Regions from separate parts of the Mus musculus genome. Here region 2 is linked to region 1. A link is a loop called in an ENCODE intact Hi-C map of the cell type or tissue named here. Cell type or tissue: left cerebral cortex. All regions are shown on one strand. Links, peaks and the distances in the headings refer to the core of each region. The heading gives the core; the rest is flanking DNA. Region 1 holds the start of Cdk20 (cyclin-dependent kinase 20). Region 2 holds the start of Ctsl (cathepsin L).

Region 1 (8,327 bases), core at 231-8,230:
ACATATAATAATAAATAAATCTAAAAAAAAAAAAAGACACTGTGTAGCTTGATACTCTCTTTGAAGGACCAGCCTGGCCTTGAGCCCACAGAAATCTGTTTGCAGAAATCTGAGTGCTGGGATTTAAGGCACCACCACCCCTGGAGGATAATTTCACTTACTTTCAAAGAAACAATAAATACTGATTACAAATTGCTTCTTTAATTTTTTTATTACATTTTAACTTATGTATTCATCGATGTTGGCTCACACCATAGCACATGTGTGGAGGTCAGAGATCAGCTTGAAGGATTCAATCTCTCCTTCTATCATGTGGGCCTGGGGATGGAACTCAGGTTGACAGGTTTGGTGGCACTCACCTTTACCTGCTGAGCCGTCTCACTGGATCCTTCTCTCTCTCTCTCTCTCTCTCTCTCTCTCTCTGTCTCTCTCTGTCTGTCTGTCTCTCTCATTCTCTGTCTCTCTCTCTGTCTGTCTCTCTCATTCTCTGTCTCTGTCTCTGTTTCTCTCTGTCTCTCATTCTCTGTCTCTCTCTGTTTCTCTCTCTCTGTTTCTCTCTCTGTTTTTCTCTCTGTTTATCTCTCTGTGTTTTTCTCTCTCTGTGTTTCTCTCTCTGTGTTTTTCTCTCTCTCTCTCTCATATAAAGAAACAAAGCAGAATGACTAAGGAACAGGCAGGTGATAAACGCTGTTCTGAGTTCTGTCTGCTTAGGCCTTCCATGCTTCAGACACTAGGTGTCAGCAGAACACCTTGCCTTTCTCTGATCTCTACTGCCAGTCAGGACAGTACTTTTTTTTTTCTTCTTTTAATTAAATGTATTTTTTGTTTGTTTTTTTGACAGTTTCATACAATGAGTACTGTATTTACATCATTTCATCTCCAATTTCTTCTGTCTCCTCTTACTCCCTCTTAAATTCATGACCTCTTCTTTAATTATTATTGTTACACATATACACATATGTACATGAGCGTGCGCACACGCACACACACACACAAACTCATTTAGTTTTGCTTATATGTATAGGAGTGACCAATTGGACTGGATAGCCTATTAGGGGACTTCTCCCTGGAGAAAACTGATTTCCCTTCTTTCTTAGAATTCTCTCAGCTACTGAGACATTGAACTCTGTAGTACAGGCTGGTTTTGAACTCATGATCTTTCTGCCTTTCAGCATCCCAAAGTGCTGAAATCACAGGCTGCACTACCTGGAAGGGGGCTGATGATGCTTTCTGTTTTTAAGTATAAGAAGTTTTTCTTTCCCTTTAAAAACTCTTTTAGAACTTTATACATATTCAGCTCACGATACTGACATCCGTTGACAGTGAAAGGGAAGTTATTGCCTCAGGACCCCAAATTCTTAACACGAAGATTTATTTACCCCAGAGGGCAGGGGATAAGAGACAAAGACAGGAGATAGAGGACGAAGGAGAAGAGGGGGAGAGGAGGCAAGTATATTTGTCCCAGGATGACAAAGGACTGCTTTTGGATAGAGAAAAGACAGACATGGCCCATAGGCAAATGGTGGTTTATAAAGGTAAAGGGAAAAACCCATATTAGGATGGGGTGTTTAATTTTAATTGGACATGTTAATTAGGTGAGCCAAAGGGGGCTTTTAATTCCCGACTTTAATACTTTGATAGCTGGACACTGGTAGCAGCCTCAGGAGGAAGAATTGGCCAAGAAGGAACCAGACCTTGGTGGCTTGCTTTAGGAATGTAATTTAACTTTTTTTTTTTTTTTAGCAAGGCAGAGGGAATTGAGAAGAAGGGCAAGGCAAGTGGGCCAATGTCCCTTTGGAAAGCGGAAAGGCTTCAGCAAAGGTCTGGAACTCACAATATTGGGTGAGACAAACTTTTCAAAGAGAATAGTCTTGTCTAATCCCAGGACTTGGGAGTCAAAGGCAGGTGGACATCTGTGAGTTTGAGGCCAGCCTGGTTTACAGAGTGAGTTTCAGGTCAGCTAGAGTAATACTGTGTGGCCCCTGTCTCAAACAATAAACAAACAAACAAACAAAACCCCAGTGTATTAGTTTTGGATATCAATGCTACAATCTCCTTAATTCAGAGGTAATTAGCCAATGAAAGCTACACTCAGCATACAATCAAGGATAAGCTCAAATTCCTGGGCTTCTGCCCCCTCACGCTCCCTCTACCCCCTAGTCCACACTTGGATTTCCTTTTTCTGATTTAAACCTAGGCGTAGTGTGTGCCACAGGTATGGCAAAAACTTTCACTTATCTCATTCCCTGAGAAGAGGGTCCCACAGCCAGTCCATAGAGCCTGGCTAGTTTCATATTCTATTTAAAAGTTTCGTTTCTTTTGGGTTTGAGAAAGTCTCACACTGTAGCTCAGGCTGGCCTGGAACCTGAGGCAATCCTCCTGCAACTCCTAGTCTCTCTAGTATTGGGATTGTAGGGAGTGAGCAACCACCCCTGAAACACTTTTTAACAAACGCACACAAAAGTGGTAATTTCTTGGCATCCTTGCCTTCCCACGTTAGTGTAGGTTCTTCTCCCCTCTCTTCTGTCTTGATTTCTCCACAGCTTTACCATGTTAGCAGGTAACCTTGTCCATACTGGCTTCGTACTTGAGATTCTCTTCGTCTTGGCCTGCTGGATACAAGAGTTATAGTCAGAACAACTGTATCAGGTTTATCATCTACGTTCCTGATAGTAATCATCCTAAAGGGTGTAAGATATCTTATTGTGGTTTGATTTCATTTTTCCTAATTAGTAGGGGTGCTGGTCGTCATCTCATATACTTGTGGACACCTCTCTCTATTTTGAGATAAGGTCTCTTATTAAGCAGGATGCATCGCACTGTGTAGATTAATAAGACCCTGTCAAGTACTGGGACGGCAGATGTGATTTAGAGCAACCAACATAGGTGGTACAGGGAGTCGAACCAAAGGCTTTTGTTCACTCTAGGCAAGCACCTCACCAAAGGAGCTTTATCGTCAGTGCTAGTAAGCTTTTTAAAAAAGGTACTTGGATTCATGATGCCCTTTGGGGACCAAAGACCCAAGTGATTCTCCATGTGATGGTTTGTATATGCTTGGGCTAGGAAGTGGCACTATTAGCAGGTGTGGTCTTATTAGAGTAGGTGTATCACTGTGGAAGTGGGTTTTAATACTCTTGCTGTCTGGAAGCGAGTCTTCTCCGAGCAGCCTGCAGTTGAATATGCTCCTCCTGCAACATACCTGCCTGGATGCTCCATGCTCCCTCCTTTGATAACAAAGGATGAATTTTTGAACATGTAAGCCAGTCCCAATTAAATGCTGTCCTTATAAGAGTTACTTTGGTCATGGTGTCTGTTCACAGCAGTAAAATCCTAACTAAGACACTCCACGACTCAGCTCTGTGCTTGTCTGCAACAATGATTTGCGTCAGTTACAAAGAGGCCTAAATGTAGAGAGCGGCTGAGTGAGTGCCTGCCACCTGATACTCTTGCTGGTTTCTGGAAGTCTTCCACCAGATCCACCTCCCTACCAGAGGCTCCGCCTCTGGGCGAATGAACACACCCTTTACATGCGTAGCCCTGCCCCTCTCAGCCCCACGCACCAGCGTTTCTTGTCACGTGGTGCTATGGCCACGTCCTGGAGCGTTAGATTACGATAGAGTGACTGCCGAAGGCTGCGGAAAGGTGCTGCCTAGAGGGGATGCAGATTCCTGACTGAGCTCAGCACTGGTCTTTCCGGTCACGTGCTTTACGGAGCAGCTGCTAGACGCGTTATTGCTAGGCAACGCTTGCAGGAGCCTATGCTGGATCCCTGTAGAGTAGGATCTGGGCACCGCGGGCCGACATGGACCAGTATTGCATCCTCGGTCGCATCGGGGAGGGCGCCCACGGCATCGTCTTCAAAGCCAAGCACGTAGAGGTGAGACCATGCCGCACGTGCAGTCCGAGGGATGCCCACTGCGCTCCCTCTGCAGTCTTTCCGTGTAGAGATCTGCTAGCGCGCGCGGGCGCGCCTCAGAGGTCTCTTTAGGATACTTGGCGGGGTCCCATCTGTGGCGATCCCGCTTCCAGCGGCCGGACTGCGGGAGCGCGACCCCTGGCGGTCGGTTCAGATCTTCCCGACTTAGGGGCGGGTCTCTGTGGGGTGTCTCGCTCCTGGGGTGTTCTCTCCCTGCCCCTACCTTGCCAAAGGTCTCTGGCAGTGTCGGCACTCTTTCCTGCACAGACTGGCGAGATCGTTGCCCTCAAGAAGGTGGCCTTGCGGCGGCTGGAGGATGGTATTCCTAACCAGGCCCTCAGAGAAATCAAGGCTCTGCAGGAGATAGAGGACAGTCAATATGTGAGTGGGGCTGGGCTCAGGTGGTCATGCAGGGCTCGGGTGAACAAGACCGGTGGCAGGTTCCAAGACAGCAGCTTCTCGACCACTTTCATTCATTTCCATCCCTCTCTACTCACCAGTATACACTTTAAAGGAGTCCTTTCTAATCCCCATTCTGCCCCCTCCTGCTTACTCCTTATTTATGCTCCCAGATCCACTCTCACCTGAGTACTTAACCCTCCCATTCTCTCTCATTTACACACCCATTGCTCATATGTTTATGCATCCCCCCCCCTTTAACTATTGTGTGTGTTTCTTTTTGTTTTCTCCTTTCCTTCCTATACCTGCTCTCCCACCTTCCTTATGCTAGACAGGTGCTGGGCCATTAAATTATGCCCCTAACCATGCTGACTTCTCAGCAGTTTGCACCCGTTGAGCCCCTACTTTGTTCTGAAGGATATCTTAAAGACTTTCATGTGTGGTCACCCTCCGTTCACCCTGCTTTTCTCTCTTTCTTTCTTCCTTTCTTCCTTCCTTTCTCTTTCTCTCTCTTTCTCTCTCTCTCCCTCTTTCTTTCTTTCTTTCTTTCTTTCTTTCTTTCTTTCTTTCTTTCTTTCTTTCTTTCTTTCTTTCTTTCTTTCTTTCTTTCTTTCTTTCTTTCTCTTCAGGGTCTTTGTTAAGCACAGGGGAATGCTTGGCTTTTATCATCAGCTCATGGGTCTGCAGCTGAGTGACACTGCCAGAATGCCCCTGGGGCCTCCTAAAAATTCTGGCCTGTACACAGCACTAGTGACACTGAGGAATTGGTCTCAGTCTGATTCCTGAGAGCTTATGTGTGATGGAATCAGTTTGTGTGCTCCTGTATTGTGAAGTGTAGTGGTGTGTGCCTCAAAATTTACTGCAGATGAGATATGTGTTCATACCTCATCTTTATAACATGAGATATGTGTTTATATATGTGTACTGTGTGTAACATGTGTACTGTCTGAATGTAGGTGTGTATTTTTATTTGTTCCAATGCTGGTTTACTGCCAAAATAAAACCTTCACTAAGGTGGTTCCTTTTTGTTGTTGTTGAAAATAAAAGGGCTTTCCAGGCAGCTTATGTGTGGGACAGGTGGTTCAAGACCCATAAGGATGCTGATGATTGACAGCCGTCCTGACGTTGCCATTTTACCTGGTTAATTAATTTATATTTAACTTTATGCGTAGGAACATTTTGCATGTGTTTATGTGTGTGTACTGTGTGTGTGCCTTGTGCCCATTGAGGCCAGAAGAGGGCATCATATTCCCTGGAACTGGAGACGGATGGTTGTGAGCCACTATGTGGATGCTGGGAACCAAATCTGGGTCCTCTCCAGGAGCGTCAAGTACTCTTAACCATTGAACTGTCTCTCTAGTCCCAAGTTTTCATTAAAAAAAAAACAAAAACAAAACCAAACAAAAACCAAAAAACTAGGGGATGGGGAAATGGCTTGGTGGGAACTGTTAATCCAGGTGAATGTCAGGTGGGTGCGATACTCCACCTGTGAGTCCAGTACTTATAAGGTACTGGACAGGAGACCCCTGGAGCAAGCTGGTTAGTCAGATTAGTGTATTGGGAAGGCTCTGAATTCAATAGGAATACATTGCCTCGACACATAATGTAGAGAGCAATTAAAGAGAAGACTCAGGGCTGACCAGATGGCTCAGTGGTTAAGAGCACCAACTGCTCTTCCGAAGGTCCCGAGTTCAAATCCCAGCAACCACATGGTGGCTCACAACCATCCATAACGAAATCTGATGCCCTCTTCTGGAGTATCTGAGGACAGCTACAATGTACTTACATATAATAAATAAATAAATCTTTAAAAAAAAGGAGAGAAGACCCATGACTTCAGCCATGGGTACATCCAAACACACAGATGCATGCAAAAAACATGGAGTAGATTTGTCCCCAGTCTTTCTATCTTCTTCACTAGCTACCTCTTCTTAGGCATCCCTTCAGGAACTAGCATCCATATAGGTTGCAGGAGCACGGGACAGAATAGACATGTTCATCCCCTAAAGGATGTACTACTATTCAGCTGGACTTTGTGGTTCACACCTGTAATCCCAGCACTTAGGGAGTGGAGGCAGAAGGATGCAGAGTATTAGGTCATCTTCTTCTACATGGTGAGTTCAAGTCCTTTCCAAAAAGACACTTACTTCTTGTCCCTCTAGCCATCTCTGCTAGTCTTTGGCCCTTGTACTTTTTTGTTTCTGTTTTCCATGCTCAGACCTCCTCCCCAGACCTACCTCTGACCAAACTCCTTCTTTTTTTTTTTTTTTTTTTTTTTTTTTTTTTTTTTTTTAGTTTTTTGAGACAGGGTTTCTCTGCATAGCTCTGGCTGTCCTGGAACTCAGTCTGTAGACCAGGCTGGCCTTGAACTCAGAAATCCGCCTGCCTCTGCCTCCCAAGTGCTGGGATTAAAGGCATGCGCCACCAACTGCCCGGTGACCAAACCCCTTCTAAATAAAGTATACACACTTCCTTTGCTCTCTCACAGTCCCACCGCCTTCTAGTCCTATACCTTCCATTTATTCCCTGTTTTCTAAGCTCCTCAAGTCCTTGCATCCTAGCTCACTGCCCTGTGCAACCTGGGCCTTAAGATATCGGCAACTATGGTGTCTGATGTGCCTTCATTGTTCCAACACTGGGGGAGATGCGATTTCTGGTTCTGTTCCCAGGTTGCTGGGATTTCCTGGTCCTAGAGGTAATGGGTGACAGTTGGTACTTGAGTGTACCTCTCTAGGTGATGTGCCATGTGGATAGGATGGGTTGAGCAGTGGAATGCTTGCTGCTGTCCACTAAGTCACCTGATCTTTTCCCTAATTAGTGGGAGAGTAGAGGCCATCTTATCTCTGGATAGCAGAGCACTATGAGCCCTGAGCTCCCTGGTCCCTGTTTCAGCCTAGCCAGGTCTTCTGTCAGGGCCTGGGCTATTGGTGCTGCTGGTAGCGGGGTGGGAGCCAAGGAGGGCTGGAGGCCAGTCTAGACTCTGGAGGCTTATGGGATGTCTGTCCTCAGGTGGTGCAGCTGAAGGCTGTGTTCCCACATGGTGCGGGCTTTGTGCTGGCTTTCGAATTTATGCTGTCGGACCTGGCAGAGGTGGTGCGCCATGCCCAGAGGCCCCTGGCCCCAGCACAAGTCAAGAGCTACCTGCAGATGCTGCTCAAAGGTGTTGCGTTTTGCCATGCCAACAACATTGTGCATCGGGTTAGTACCAGTATGGGCTTTGTTGGGCCGGGGTGAGCTAGTCCTTGAAGAGGGTGCAGTCAGAGGGTCTTGAAGTAAGCAGCCAGAGGTATGGCTCTAAAGGAAATGGGGGCCTGGCTGCCTATCCCCCTGTCCCGAAGCCCTGACTAGGTACAGGGGACTGATGCTTCTTTTTTGTATGCACAGGACCTGAAGCCTGCTAACCTGCTCATCAGTGCCTCAGGCCAGCTCAAGATAGCTGACTTTGGCCTGGCCCGGGTCTTCTCTCCGGATGGTGGTCGCCTCTACACACATCAGGTGGCCACCAGGTAGTGGGGCTCTATCCCTGCCAGCCCTCTCACTGGGGAAGAGATACGTCTGCACCTTCTGTCCAGGCATGGGCTGTGGGCCTGGGATGTAGCTTCTTATCAGACCAGCACAATCCAGCTGTGATCTCAACCCCTTTTTCCCCTCCCCCAGGTGGTACCGAGCTCCTGAACTCCTGTATGGCGCTCGGCAGTATGACCAGGGCGTTGACCTATGGTGAGATACTTGGGGCAGGTGAGGGTCATGTGGGCTGTGGGGATGTTCTGTCTGGTTAGAGAGTAGTCTGAGCAGCTTTGGATCTGTGTTCTTCACGCTGATGTTTCTGAGTTGGTGTGGGGAGGGTTAGGAGGCTAGTCTCAGGTGAGAGGCTTCTGGGAATGGGGTAAGGTAGTCTGGGGTACAAGGCATGTAGTATGTTTTGTCATCTGAATTGAGGATGAGATAGTTGTGAGCTAAAGTGAAGCTTGGGTCCCTAGGTATGAGGGTTCAGCATTTTGGGGGACTAGGG
Region 2 (8,327 bases), core at 40-8,039, 65 kb before region 1:
ACTTTTTTTGATATAGGGGTGGCTCACTGAACCTGGAGCTCACAGCCCCCTAGTGCCCAGAACTGGGGTTACAGTTGTGTTATGCAGCCCATATGTGAGTGGTAGGAATCCAAGCATATATAGGTCCTCATGACTGAGTGGCAAGTACCTTATCCACCGAGTCATTGCCCAAGCCCCTCACTTATTTTGAGACAGGGTTGTGTGTAACCAAGGTTAATGCCACCAATTTTCTAAAAGCATGACACTAAGGCCAGTGTTGGGATAACCATGCCAGGTTGTATGCCGTGCTGGGAATTGAACCCAGAGTTTTGTGCATTGTAGGCAAGCACTTTGCCAACTATGCTATAGACTTAGCTCCCTCTTTTAAGAGGAAAATGAGGCAAACTAGGGAGCTTAATAGAAGAGTATGTTTCCACTTCCCATTACATCTCAATGAAAGATAGTTGTGAAAATTAATCCTGACAGGCTTTAAAAGGTTCTGAGATATGACAACAAAATGCAGATAATGCAGGGAGGCACACAAGCTGTACTTTCTGCTGGTTATTCCTTGTTGAAAACTAGAGAAAAAAAAAGAGCATGCTGAAATCATACAGCCTTACTGAAATTTTGGAGCCAAGTTTGGAAATTCACCATTACATATACATGTAGGTCTCCCCAACAAGCTTACTTTAGAATCTTAAATGCAGGGCTTTCACGCTGACTGAGAACAGCTTCCAGGATTTTAAAACTTAAACATCTGTGGACTTGCATCTACATATTGATTCCCCCCAATGAATACTCTTTTCAATTAAAGTATAACATTTAGAGTCTCTTACCTGTTCTTGACAAGCCAATATTTATTCTTATTTGAATCTGTTCCTTCATAGCCATAGCCCACCAACAGAACCCCATGGTCGAGGTTCTTGCTGCTACAGTTGGGTTCATAGTAGATGCCTGGCAGAGAAAAATGAACACTAAATAAGAGGTTGCTGTCACCACAGGACAGAAGCCCATTCTATCCCCCACAACAGGACTGTATCTCAAAATTCTGTAGCTTCACAGATCCCAAGCTGTGAAGATAATAGTCAAAAACCAGTAGTGACTATGCTGGGTGTGGTGGTACATGACTCATTCTCAGAACTCAGGAGGAGACAGCTCTCTTTGAGTTCAAGGCCAGCCTGCCATACACAGAGTTCCAGGCTAGGCAAGGTGACAGTGAAATCCTATCACAATATTTAAGATGGAGTTTTCTGTAGTCCAAGCTCCTCTCCCAACCTGCTATGTAGCCAAGGATGGGGTAAACTCCTGACCCTCCTGTCTCTGCCTCCTAAGTGTTGGGATTACAGGAATGAATACCATGCCTGGTTTATGTAGTGCCAAGACTGAACCAGGGTTTAAAGAATGCTGGGGAAAAACTACCTGAGCTACATCCCCACTCCCCTCAATTAAAAAAATATTCTATTGTTTTAAAGCCTATAATGGTAGGATCCATTTTCTAGCCAGATTAATAACCATAATCCTTGCTACTCTTAAATCTAAAGAAAAAGTTTATAGACAGAAAAGCTCTCTCCCTCTTTCCCTCCCTCCCCCTTCAGCCTTACAGCTGAACCACAGGTTCTTTAAGGCCCTAATTATAGCAATAAAAAAAAAATCTCTTGGAAAAAAATCCATATGTTGGAGAAGATTTATGTAAACTATGTTCTATCTATAGAGTAAGTCACAATAGTAAAAGAAATATTTCAGATGGTGAGATGGCTCAACAGGGAAAGGAACTTGTTAACAAGGCTCAGGGTCTGATTCTGGAAGCCACACACACCGGGAAGAAATGACTCCTGCAAGTTGTCCTCTAATCATCTCCCCCCACCCCCAATGCATTAAAACACTGAAAAGCAGAGGGTGCTGGAGAGAGCGGTCTCAGCAGTTAAGTGCATTCCCTGCTCTTACAGGGAACCTGAGTTTGGTTCCAGAACCCATATTAGACAGATGGCATACAACTACCTCAGTCCAGCACCAGGGGGTCTGATGCTTCAGGACTCCCAAGGGCATCTGCACGCACCCCTCCCCCAACATAAATCGCCAAAGTCAGGGAGGTGCTAATTCTGACCATTACCTGAACTATAGAACTGGAGAGACGGATGGCTTGCGTCCATAGCAACAGAAATAGGCCCCACAGTCGCCACAGCCTTCATGAGGGCTTTCTCTTGCTGAGGGATATCCACGAACCCTGTGTCATTAGCCACAGCGAACTCGGCTCTGTATTTACAAGATCCGTCCTTTGAAAGTTAAGGGGGAGACTTGATCACAACTGTTTACCTCTTAGAACATGAGCTCTAGAAACAAAACAGTGACTTGCAGCTCACGCCGTGTGAGGCCAATACTCAGAAACCATCCCTTGAACTAGAATGCTGTGAGTTACCCACTAAAGTATGAACTCTGAAAACCACATCTGGTAATGCTTCCTTTTCTGAAAACAAAGCCAGGATAAAACAAACCAATTACCTTCGCTTCATAGGGGTAAGACTCCTCCGAGTCCAGACCTCCATTTTCCTTAATGTACTGGAAAGCAAAATCCATCAGGCCTCCGTTACAGCCCTGATTGCCTTGAGCGTGAGAACAGTCCACAAGGTTCTGTTCACTCAGTGAGATCAGTTTGCCGGTCTTAAGGAACATCTGTCCTTCTAGGCAACCCGATGCGCTAAACGCCCAACAAGACCCGCACTGGCCCTGAAGAGAGAAAAAGGCTTGTAAGAGAAACAGCACAACAGCCTTTATACATGCACACTTTTTGTTTGTTTGAAACAAGGTCTCTATGTAGCCCTGGATGGCCTAGAAATCGCCCTGTAGACAGTATAGCCTTGAACTCAGAGATCCTCCTGCCTCTGCCTCCCAAGTGATGGGATTAAAAGTGTGTGCCACATCTCTCCCCACCCCCAGATATATTCATACTTAAAAAAAAAAAACAAGCCGGGCGTGGTGGCGCACACCTTTAATCCCAGCACTTTGGGAGGCAGAGGCAGGCGGATTTCTGAGTTCGAGGCTAGCCTGGTCTACAAAGTGAGCTCCAGGACAGCCAGGGCTATACAGAGAAACCCTGTCTCGAAAAAAACAAAACAAAACAAAACAAAAAAACAGTAAGACAGGAATCTGGGTAGGGCAATGTATGCCTGCAATCCACTAGAGAGATTAAGGCAAGAGGATCCTGGGTTTGAGGCCAGGCTGGGCTGGGCTGGGCTAGTATTGTGAGATCCTGTCTCATTCAGGATCCAAAAGAGCAGACAAAACAAAACACTGTGGTCAAGGCTAAAGCACAGAGGACAGAGTCTCATGGGGCCTGGCTCCTCTCAGGAGTTACTACCAGTTGATGGCTGCTGGGGGAGGGTAATCAAATCATTATCTTTAGTGATGCTGCACTCCCGCCCCTCCCCCACCTCGAGTCTCTTCCAAGTGTGGACCCTGGGGATCAAACTCAAGACTTCTCCCAGCCCTCATACCTGGTTCTTCACAGGAGTCACACAACCCTTTTCTCTCCAGTCCACAGACTTGGGGATCTTAAGCATCAGCGGTTCCTGAAAAAGCCTCCCCTTCTTGTGCTTCTGGTGGCGGTAGCCATTCACCACCTGCCTGAATTCCTCATTGGTCTTCCGGGAAGGGAGAAAAAAAAAAGTAGAAAAGGTGAGATAACTTTGTAGAAAGAAAATGGAGGAGAGGGCTCAAGAGTTCAAGAGTTCGCATCATGTCCCCACTCACCATGTCACCGAAGGCGTTCATCTCCATGGAAAAGCCGTGCTGCCCGTTGCTGTATTCCCCGTTGTGTAGCTGGATCATTCTCATGTTCTTCTCCCATATCGCTCTCCTCCACTCTTCCTCATTCTAGAGCAAGCACAGAACTGGCAGTTTTCATTTTTTGTTAATAGACAGGGGGAGCCAGATGTTGGCACAGGCTTTTAATTCCAGAGGCAGAGATGGTGCTGGAGAGATGGCTGTGTTTAAGACCATTTGTGGAAGACTCAGGTTTAATTCTCAGCACTCACATATGTTACTTTTTTTGAGACAGGGTTTCTTTTCTGTATAGCTCAGGCTGGCCTCAAACTCAGAAATCTGCCTGCCCCTGCCTCCCAAGTGTGCCACCACTGCCCGGCCATATGGTACTTTCTAACTAGTTCCAGAATGTACACAATACCCAGACATAAGTGTGGTATATATCACGAGTGACATATATCTCACTAACTAAATCTTAAATAAAAAAACCAATCCATCTGACCAAATGGATCTACTGGAACAGGAACAGCTACACACTCTGAAAGGCACCACTCCTCCCGAAAACACACAAAGGGATGTATGTGCTCTACTCTGCTCACAATGGATGTATGATTGGGCTATTCCTGCTAAGAGCTGGCCTCTAGAGACTACTCTCTGGCTATAAACTTCTGAGGGTTAGAGAGGGGGGTTGTGGGGGGAGAAAGAGGTGGGCAGTGGTGGCACATGACTTAAATCCTAGCACTGAGTTCACAGCCTGGTCCACAGAACAAGTTCCAGGACAGCCAGGGACACACAGAGAAGCACTGACTTGGAAAAACAAAAACAAAACCCAACCAACCAAACAAACACTTCCAAGGGCAAGGAAGACCATTCTCTCTAGACAATGTAAACACTACAAACCGTGCCATACAGTCTTCTGTGTGTGGACTTCCACTGGTGCCACTCTGCACTAAAGGTTTGATCAAATTTTGGAGTAGCTAAGGCTGTTCCCAAGCAGAGGACAGCCAAAAGGAGTAAAAGATTCATGGTTCAAACACCTAGGGAAGGAAAAAGAGGAAATGAGAATCCCACGGAAGCTTTCTCTTTTAAGGACAGTTTCTCATGTAGTTTAGGCTTTAAACTTTTTCAATGACCCATCTCTCAAGTTTAGGGATCCATGAGCCACCAGCCCAGCAGTAAACCGTTCTGAGTTGAAGCATCCTTGCACGTGTTAACAAATGTGATTATGAGTGGAGAAAAACAAGTCAGGAATTAATCTTTGGAGGTTCCTAGACTCTAGCTACTGAAACAAAAACAGCCTAGTAGTCATTGGAACAGGGGTAAACCCTTTTCTCTTGCTTTTTTTTTTTTAAGGATTTATTATTATACATAAGTACACTGTAGCTGACTTTAGACGCACAGAAGAGGGTGTCAGATCTCATTATGGGTGGTTGTGAGCCACCATGTGGTTGCTGAGATTTGCACTCAGGACCTTTGAAAGAGCGGTCAGTGCTCTTACCCGCTGAACCATCTCGACAGCCCCCCCCCCACTTTCTCTTATTATAGCGCCACGGTAGTCTTAAGTCTTCCGATATTGTATGCGTCAGAATCTTAAGAGGACAACTGGGTCCAGGTCATTTATTGACAAGTATTAGTGACCCCAAGTGGGCATACAGGAGTACCCAGAGGGTGGGTTGCCACCACACACTTTAACGCACAGCTGCACATCAGGCGAACTGAAGCCTCAAGGCGATGCCTCCTTATGCGATCTCAGTTCGGGTTAGGGGCCAAGCTGGGCCCGTCCGGGGGAGAGGGGGATGGGCGTCCGCTCCGCGCTCGCGGCCACCGCCCGCGAATGTTATGGCGGCACAAGGAGCCCTGGGTCCCGTGACCAGCTTGAGGGGGTCCCGCTGTCCCTACGGGTCCCGGCAGCCCGGAGTCACATGACCTGATGAAGACCCCGCTCGACAACAAGGGCCTATCACTTCGGGGAGGCCGAGGACACATCCTCGAGATCCTGGCCCATCCGGGGGTCTCCAGTCCGGGTTGCAGATGCTATGGTTCCCACATTCTAGATTCCCCTACCTGCCCTTGCTCGGGAAGCCTTTAAACCCGCGGGGGTCACTCACCTGAGGCGGCTAGCTGCGCACAAGAAGTCTGCAAACTCGGATCCCCGGAGGTCGCCGAGGTCCGAGAATCTGGAGGAACAGCGCCGGGCTCAGGCTTTAAAGCCTCTCAGGCTACAGCCCCGACAGGGCCCGCCCCCGCCCCGTCATTGGCTATGCCTGCCTCGGGGCGGAGCCTGCGGGAGTCCGGGCGCGTGACGCCGCCGGGTCGTAACCTGTCCTGTGGTGCAAGCCTTGGGGCGAGGCTGATCCACTTTGGAGGGTCCACGCCAGCGTGGTGCCTTGGTTCTGTAAGAAAAGCGTAGGAAAAAAAAGGCCTGCTGTGGAATTTCCACCTCAGCCATACCTTTCCTTTTGTATGAAAGTTGTAGATTAAAATGTGCAGGGTGGAGAGTTGCATAACCCGTGGTTTCTGTTTAACCCACAACAATGCTGATGTAAGTGGAAGAAGACAGAGCGGAGGACAGAGTCACCTCTCCAGGGTCTGGCTGGACGGGTGTCCATAGAATTTAGATCAGCACGTGGCTTCTAACGCCGCACTTCCTGCCTTACCTATACATGGATTGTTCCTTAGGAGCATTTCTCTCAAGTCTGGTAGAAATTCTTTTCGTGGCAGGCGGGGACGCGGCGGTGGGGGTGGGGTTGTAGGATGGTGGCTAGAAAAGAAAAGAAAAAAAGCGGTTGAGAACGATGGAGACTGTTTTCCTACTTTACATTATGAATTGTTTTTCTTACTTTCAATTTTTTTCTTTCTTTTTCCTTTTTTTTTTTTTTTTTGTCTTTTCGAGACGGGGTTTCTCTGTGTAGCCCTGGCTGTCCTGGAACTCACTCTGGAGACCAAGGCTGGCCTCGAACTCAGAACCGCCTGCCTCTGCCTCCCAAGTTTTGGGATTAAAGGCATGCGCCACTTCTGGAATTTGATAAATTCGCTGGAAAAGATATAAGTATGTGTTTGAGATAGGGGTTATAGGGTTTAATAATGTAGACCAGGCAATCACAGGCATCCTGGTTTTGCCTCTCAAGAGCCGGGATTAAAGCTATCTCCGAGCTATCCGCTTTAGTTTCCTCTTCCTCACTCAAGAAGAGTAATATTTAATAGAAGGCTGTAGTTGTGTAGCTTGAAGAAATTACTTGGATAGAGAAAAAATATATATACAGGTATAGGTAAGATTGAAAGAAAATAATTCGGTAAAGTGTAATTTTTTTTTAGCCATATAAGATTTTTTTTATTGGCTATTCTGTTTAGAAGCTTTATAATATTTGAGTTTGGTTAATTTCAGTATGTGATTTTTAAAAATTTGTATTGTCTTTTTTTTTGTTTTGTTTTTGTTGTTGTTTTTGTTTTTGAGACAGGGTTTCTCTGTGTAGCCCTGGCTGTCCTGGAACTCACTCTGTAGACCAGGCTGGCCTCGAACTCAGAAACCCGCCTGTCTCTGCCTTCCAAGTGCTGGGATTAAAGGCGTGCGCCACTACTGCCTGACTTGTAATGTCTTTTATAATAGTATTTAAAATATTTTCTGAGACAGGGTTTTCAGTGTAGCCTTGGCTGTCCTGGAATTTGCTCTATAGATGAGGCTGTCCTCAAAACTCACAGAGATCCGCCAGCCTCTGCCTCCCAAGTACTGGGATTAAAGGAGTGCGCCACTACCTCCTGGCCCTAAAAGAAGTATTTTTTTAAAAGTGATTTAAAAGATCACGTTCAGGGCTTGGTGAGATTGCTTAGTGTTAAAGAGTTGCCTGAACCCAAGCCTAAGTTCAATCTCAGAGATCTATATGGTGAAAGAAGAGAGCCAAAAGTTGTTCTCTGACTTTTGTATGTGCTGTTGGCACATGTACACCTCCCCGAAAATGAGGCTTTTGTTGTTGTGGTTGTTTTTTGAGACAGGATTTTTGATTTCCTGGCTGTCCTGGAACTCCCTTTGTAGACTGGGCTGTCCTGGAACTCAAATAAATCTGTTTCTGCCTCCCTAGTGCTGAGATTAAAGGTGTGCATCACCATACCTAGCTGCAACATGAGTTTTTAAAAAGTGTCTTAAGAGGCGTGGTGGTGCACGCCTTTAATCCCAGCACTTGGGAGGCAGAGGCAGGCGATTTTCTGAGTTCGAGGCCAGCCTGGTCTACAGAGTGAGTTACAGGACAGCCAGGGCTACACAGAGAAACCCTGTCTCGAAAAAAAACCAACCAACCAAACAAACAAAAAAACCCCAAAAAAACTTTAAAAAGCATATTCATACTGGGCCTGGTGGCAGATGCTTAAATTCGAGCACTCTCGAGGTCAAGCCAAGCAGATCTCTGTGATTTCTTGAGCCCAGTCTACATAGTGAGGGCCAGCCAAGGCTATATACTGAGACCCATTTCATAAGACAACAATGAAAAGAGTATTCATTATGGAAAAAATAATAAGCATTCCTTGTCTCCTCCATAACTATTTTCTAGTTTTTTTTTTTTAAACAAAAACGAGGTGAGCTCAGTAGTTCAGAACCC

What was found. A loop is a pair of places that touch in the nucleus more often than their neighbours do. Peaks named below come from ENCODE experiments on the same cell type or tissue, not always from the same donor. Only the 100,000 strongest peaks of a DNase experiment are listed, where the experiment ranks them.
Region 2: it touches region 1 in a loop (8-fold over the local background); 20 of 42 quality-filtered maps call a loop at or near these places.

Annotation. Positions count from the first base shown.
Region 1 is chr13:64,428,794-64,437,120 of GRCm38, forward strand. Cdk20 (cyclin-dependent kinase 20) reads left to right here and starts at 3,760. Exons shown (of 8, transcript NM_053180.2): 1 at 3,760-3,877; 2 at 4,184-4,297; 3 at 7,325-7,513; 4 at 7,700-7,821; 5 at 7,973-8,035. The coding sequence starts at 3,803. 1700015C15Rik (a long non-coding RNA gene) reads right to left here and starts at 3,643. Exons shown (of 3, transcript XR_873594.1): 1 at 3,561-3,643; 2 at 2,458-2,612. In left cerebral cortex, for the core only: CTCF peaks have their summits at 738 (motif pointing right) and 4,044 (motif pointing left); DNase peaks (open chromatin) are centred at 734 and 3,630; H3K4me3 peaks cover 1,432 bases; H3K27ac peaks cover 1,050 bases.
Region 2 is chr13:64,364,390-64,372,716 of GRCm38, forward strand. Ctsl (cathepsin L) reads right to left here and starts at 6,131. Exons shown (of 8, transcript NM_009984.4): 1 at 5,847-6,131; 2 at 4,639-4,775; 3 at 3,727-3,849; 4 at 3,471-3,617; 5 at 2,479-2,703; 6 at 2,090-2,252; 7 at 816-933. The coding sequence starts at 4,764. In left cerebral cortex, for the core only: no CTCF peak of the experiment used is centred there; DNase peaks (open chromatin) are centred at 54, 4,889 and 6,031; H3K4me3 peaks cover 2,263 bases; H3K27ac peaks cover 1,272 bases.